Linked DNA regions of Homo sapiens: region 1 is linked to region 2. A link is a loop called in an ENCODE intact Hi-C map of the cell type or tissue named here. Cell type or tissue: gastrocnemius medialis. All regions are shown on one strand. Region 1 holds the start of CAMK2B (calcium/calmodulin dependent protein kinase II beta). Region 2 overlaps CAMK2B (calcium/calmodulin dependent protein kinase II beta).

Evidence for each region. A loop is a pair of places that touch in the nucleus more often than their neighbours do. Peaks named below come from ENCODE experiments on the same cell type or tissue, not always from the same donor. Only the 100,000 strongest peaks of a DNase experiment are listed, where the experiment ranks them.
Region 1: it touches region 2 in a loop (12-fold over the local background); 7 of 110 quality-filtered maps call a loop at or near these places.

What each region holds. Positions count from the first base shown.
Region 1 is chr7:44,324,786-44,327,285 of GRCh38, reverse strand. It overlaps CAMK2B (calcium/calmodulin dependent protein kinase II beta), which reads left to right and starts at 1,692. Exons shown (of 24, transcript NM_001220.5): 1 at 1,692-1,929. The coding sequence starts at 1,865. In gastrocnemius medialis, a CTCF peak has its summit at 1,191 (motif pointing right); a DNase peak (open chromatin) is centred at 1,183; H3K4me3 peaks cover 1,037 bases; H3K27ac peaks cover 1,172 bases.
Region 2 is chr7:44,239,662-44,242,161 of GRCh38, reverse strand. CAMK2B (calcium/calmodulin dependent protein kinase II beta) reads left to right here. Exons shown (of 24, transcript NM_001220.5): 11 at 379-462; 12 at 1,413-1,455; 13 at 2,499-2,500. Among named protein-coding and RNA genes, the nearest start is that of YKT6, 40 kb to the right of the region's middle. RefSeq lists enhancers at 736-835, 856-925, 1,086-1,285. In gastrocnemius medialis, a CTCF peak has its summit at 1,007 (motif pointing left); a DNase peak (open chromatin) is centred at 991.

The sequences.
Region 1 (2,500 bases), 85 kb before region 2:
GGGTTAAACACAACGCCAAGAACAAACCTCAGACTTGGCCTCCAGTCCTTTCTCGAGCCCATGCCAGTCTGTCTGTTAGGATGGCCCAGGATTCTCTGAGTCCAAGTCTGACATAGACGGGGTCTCCCTTCCTGCTATGGTCCTGCTGAAGTCAAGGCCAGGATCCCTCTGCTTCCTCAGCTGGGGACTTCCCCAGGTGGCCCAGCATTTGCCTTTGGCCTGAGAATTTCTCGTCCTCTAGTGTCTTCTGGGTGCAGGTGGGTCGATGGCAGGGACTTGTTGCCGTGTGGTCTACTAATTGCCCAGCAGTCCCATGCCAAATGCATCCTGGCCCAGAAGGGCCCTGGCTGCCAGCACTCAGAATGCCTTTATCCCCTCCCTTATCCACATGACATTTATTGTGGCTTCTGGGGCTTGCCCTGGGCTGGCCACGAGGTGAGAGGGATGAGCAGGATAGGCCCAGAATTGGTCCTTGGGGAGCAGTAAGGAAGTCATATCAGGGCAGCAGCGTGACCCAAATCCAGAGCTGGCTGCTGGAAACCCCCTCCTCAGAGCCTGCCCAGGATGGACCCCGTCAGAGAAGAGTGTGGGGATGCTGGAGCCCAGTGGTCTAAAGTCCCGGTTCTGGACAGCAGCCCTGGTGCCAGGCCTCAGGGAAGGCTGTTTTGTGGGAAACCGGGTCGCCCTGCCTCCTGCCTGCCTCCCTGCACTCTCCTCCTCCTTGGCTGCTTTCAGGAGGGGGTTGGGGTGTGTGGGCCCTCCTCCTCCAGGCAAAAGCAGGGGGCAGGCAGGTGGACCGTGCTGGAAAAGGAGAGAATGTGCACCTTTACCTGATCAGGGTGGCTGTGAGCTCTCAGGCCCCCCAAATTGCTGGTGGAGCAGCCCCTGTTCCCCTGGCTCAGGGTCCGTTGGTCTGGACTCCGAATGTTGCCTCCTGGGACCTCCATTCCAGACAACCCAGCAACCAGTCTTTGGAGAAGTGAGGGGGAAGGGAGGGGCTGGGGCCAAGGGGAGGGGGCAGGCCCCACCCTTTCACTTTCTCATGCTAGTGACCCAGTGTGTACACTGCCTTCTGGGCGGTTCCTCCTGGCCAGGCAGCCTTTGGGGCATGTGTGGCTGATGGAGACTGGGCAGAAGGGATCTGGCAGCATCTCTTCCTGAGGGTGTGAGGAATGAGTCCTGTGGAGGGCAGCACATGAGCCCTCTACCTCCATGTGGGCCCCAGTCCCCTCCTGCTGTCAGGCTAGGTGGGCCTTCGAGAGAGAGAGAGGAGGCTGCGTTCATTATGTGCACTCTTCTGTGTTATGTGAGAGCGAGGGGTCGGCAGCAGCAAGTGGCCTGCGTGCGCGAGGTGCGGGCGTGGTGCGGGTAGAGGATGAAGGCGTCAGTACAGGGCGCGGGTGTGTGTGTGGGGTGCGGGGGCGGGCGGGGGCGGGCGCGCGTGTGAGTGCAGGTGCAGGTGCAGGTGCGTTGCGGGTGCGGGGCAAGGGTGTGTGTGCAGGGCGCGTGTGCAGATGCAGGGCGCCGGTGCCCTGCGGGTGCGGGTGCAGGAGCAGCGTGTGCAGGGCGCGGGGAAGGCGCGTGCAGGGGGCGGCGGGCGGGGCGGGCGCGGCGGCGGCGGCGGTGACAGCGGCGCCCGCGCCTCCCCGCGCGTAGGTGTGCGGCGCGCTCCTGGCGAGGACGGAGCGAGCAGATCTCGCGTGCGCTCGCCGCCCGGCGCAGCCCAGCCCGGCCCCCGCCTGGCGCCGCGAGCCGAGGTGTCTCCCGCGCCCGCGCCCGTGTCGCCGCCGTGCCCGCGAGCGGGAGCCGGAGTCGCCGCCGCCCGAGCGCAGCCGAGCGCACGCCGAGCCCGTCCGCCGCCGCCATGGCCACCACGGTGACCTGCACCCGCTTCACCGACGAGTACCAGCTCTACGAGGATATTGGCAAGTAAGAGCAGCGGCGCGCGCGGGCTGGGCCGGGGACCCCAGAGGGCCGGGACCTCCGGGACCCTCCGCGCCGCCGGCTCCAGGCGCACTGCGGGCCCGCGCGCCGCCGGCTTCTCTGGGCTCCGGGCCCAAGCGCACGGCCCCGCGCGGCCCCGACCCGCGAGCCCCCGGCCCCGGGCCTGGCTGCCTGACCTCAGCGCGCGCGGCCCTGCCCAGCTCTGCCCAGCGCGGCTGCCGGGCCGGGGCTCCGGGCTCGCGACTTGGCGCGGCGGGGGCGGCAGCAGGTGTCCCCGGAGCGCCCGGCAGACGTGACGCATTTGGCGGCGGGGAGGTCAGAGAGGAGGGGCGCGCGGGGGTGGCCCCCGGGCCTGGAGCGCCGGGAGGGGTCGGCTGCGGCCCCAGAGGGTCGTCCCCGACGCGGGTGCGCTGTCCCCACCCCCACCCGAGCGGCAGGCGGCGGGGGTGGCGGGACCTGCTTGCGCCTGCTCCTGCGCGTGGCCCCATCCGCGCTGGGGGTGCCGGCGTGGGAGAGCCTCTGCTGTAGGTCCCCTGGGGAATCTGGGTTCTGGAGG
Region 2 (2,500 bases):
GACCACTCCCCTGGCAAGGACCCCAAGAGGGTCCTGTTCCTGACATCCAAGAGCTCCCTTGGGTCCCCTGGGTGCTCCTTGTGGCCTCTGGCTTGGGACATACCAGCACGTTTGTGAGGCCTGGGGCTTGGAAGGCATTAGAGGGTAGAGGTGATCCCTTCCTCCCAACTGCAGTCCTGTCTGTGAGGGGCAGAGTGGACGAGGCAAGGGAGAGACGAGTCTTGAAGTCCCAGGCGGGTGGGGACAGACAACCCTTGCCGCAATGGTGGCCGGTGGCTCTTGGCAAGTGGGGACCCCAGGGTGCCACAAGCCTTGCCACCCTGGCCTCTCCCCTGTGCCTCGGGCTCGGCTGCCATATGACCACCCATTTCCCCACAGCAACGCTCCACGGTAGCATCCATGATGCACAGACAGGAGACTGTGGAGTGTCTGAAAAAGTTCAATGCCAGGAGAAAGCTCAAGGTGAGGCCCTGGCCCCTAGTCCCAGGCACGGCCATGCTTCTCTGTGTCCCTCTGGGCTGGAGCAGGGGGGCCTTGGGGGGTCTGGGCAGACCTAGGGGTTACTGCTGCCCCCAAGACTGACTGTTAGCAAGTCCCAGACTGGATGCATCAGGTGAACTCAGGCCAGCTTGGGAATGAGTCCAGAGGGGCCCTGGGCCAGGTGTGGCTCCTCCTAGTTGTCTGTGCCACCTCCTAGCAGCCCTTGGAGGAGCTGTCCTGAAGCGCTCGCTGTGGGCTCCTCACCCGGGCTCTGCAGGCAGCACTCACCCTCTGGCAGTCACACTGTTTAGTACAAGCAAGTCCGAAGCTTCCGGCTCAGACAGGTTTGGTAAGGAGAGCAGAGCCACACACACTGGTCTTGGGTGGGCTGGGGGAGTTCTGGGAGGGAGGTGGGTCCCAGTAGGGTATCCAACCTGCCTGCTTTGGTCAGGGCTGGCTCCGGTGACCGCACACTGGCAGTCCCTCTACTTGTGGGTTCCGGGATGGGGACTTGTTGCCTGACTGCCCTCTGCTGGTCTCTGAGCAGTTCTCCCCGGAAGCCCCAGGACTGTTGCCCTGTCTGAGCCTGTCAGGAAAAGAAGGGGCTGTCAGGGAGCTGGACCCCAGAGGAGCTGCCGTGGTGACCAGCTGTTCTGGTGACCCCTGAGGCTTGAGGGGTCTTGAAGCAGCTAGAAGCTGTAGTTGGTCAACAGGTTTAGGCCCAGGGTGTGTGTAGTTCTGGAAATAGGTGATCTGTCTCAGTGCGGCTGCTGGCTTCCTGGAGCTCTTGCCTCTCTGGAAGGCTGAGGTCATGTCAGCCTCATGACAATGAGGCTGAGCATCTGGGCAGGAGGACAGGGGTCTTATCCTGGCCAGAAGCCAGCAGGGAACACTGATGGGATAGCCCCGGTTTTATCTGTGTCTCTCCCCAGGGAGCCATCCTCACCACCATGCTGGCCACACGGAATTTCTCAGGTGAGCCTTTCTTCTCCAGGGAGACAGGCGCTGCCCCCTCCCTGCTGGCCCACGCAGGAGAGCGCCTCCTTCCTCACCAGCCTCTCCACTCCTCCTCTGCGGCAGGCCTGCCCTCGGCGTCTGCCCTCAGCTCTGAGACCCACTGCCCACCTGGCCCCGCTGGGCTCCCACCTTGGGTGATACCACAGGGTCCAGCCCCCCGAGGCCATCACCTTCGTGCTGGGTCTGTGTCCCTCCACCCCCTGAACACGAGCGTCTGTGCTGCCCCACTGGGGCTCACAGCATCGTGTGTGTCTGTCCAGGCGTTTGTCGGGCATCTATGTGGCCTCCTTGTCATTTTGAGTGCTCTGAACATTGTGTTTTGTGCGGGAGGTGGGCAGAAGGGATGCGGGGTGATGCGGGAGGCTCGGGGGCCTCCTTCCAAGTTCTGGATGAGCTGCAGCCTCCTGTCCCGGCTGCTCAGGGTGGGTGGTTGGGAAGCAAGTTCTCTTGGCAGGGGGGTGGGGTCTGTTATAGACCCCTGAGGCCCAGGGCGCTGGCAGACCCATCGGGCATGATGTTAGCCCCGGAGTGGAGCCGGCAGCCCAGGTCTGGACAAGCTGTACCTGTGGCTTCTCCGTCGTCCGACACTCCGTGTGCGAGCGTCTGTGATCCGTCTCTCTCGTTGTCCGTTTGCATCTGGTGCCCCCCACCCGCCATCCTGTTACTTTTGCTGTGATGCTGTAATGCCGGGAACGCGTGCACACGGTCACACCAACACTAATAGGACTGTCCTGTCTGCTGTGTGCTCACCACACCCTTTGGGCATGAGAAGCCCCCACTGGGGTTTTCTAAGGAGAAAGGAGGCAAATGCTTTTCCGTGTCAATCAGTCCAATCTTGTTTTCACTCTCTTGAGCAAAGGATTCTGGAACCATCTGTCACCTAAACTTTAACTCTAATCTTCTTCTGCTTCCTTTGTCTCTTTTCTTCCCTTACCTCGCCCACCCCTCGTCTGTGTCCGCCCACCCCTCCCTTCCCCTCGTCTCTAACCCGGTGCTAACAGTG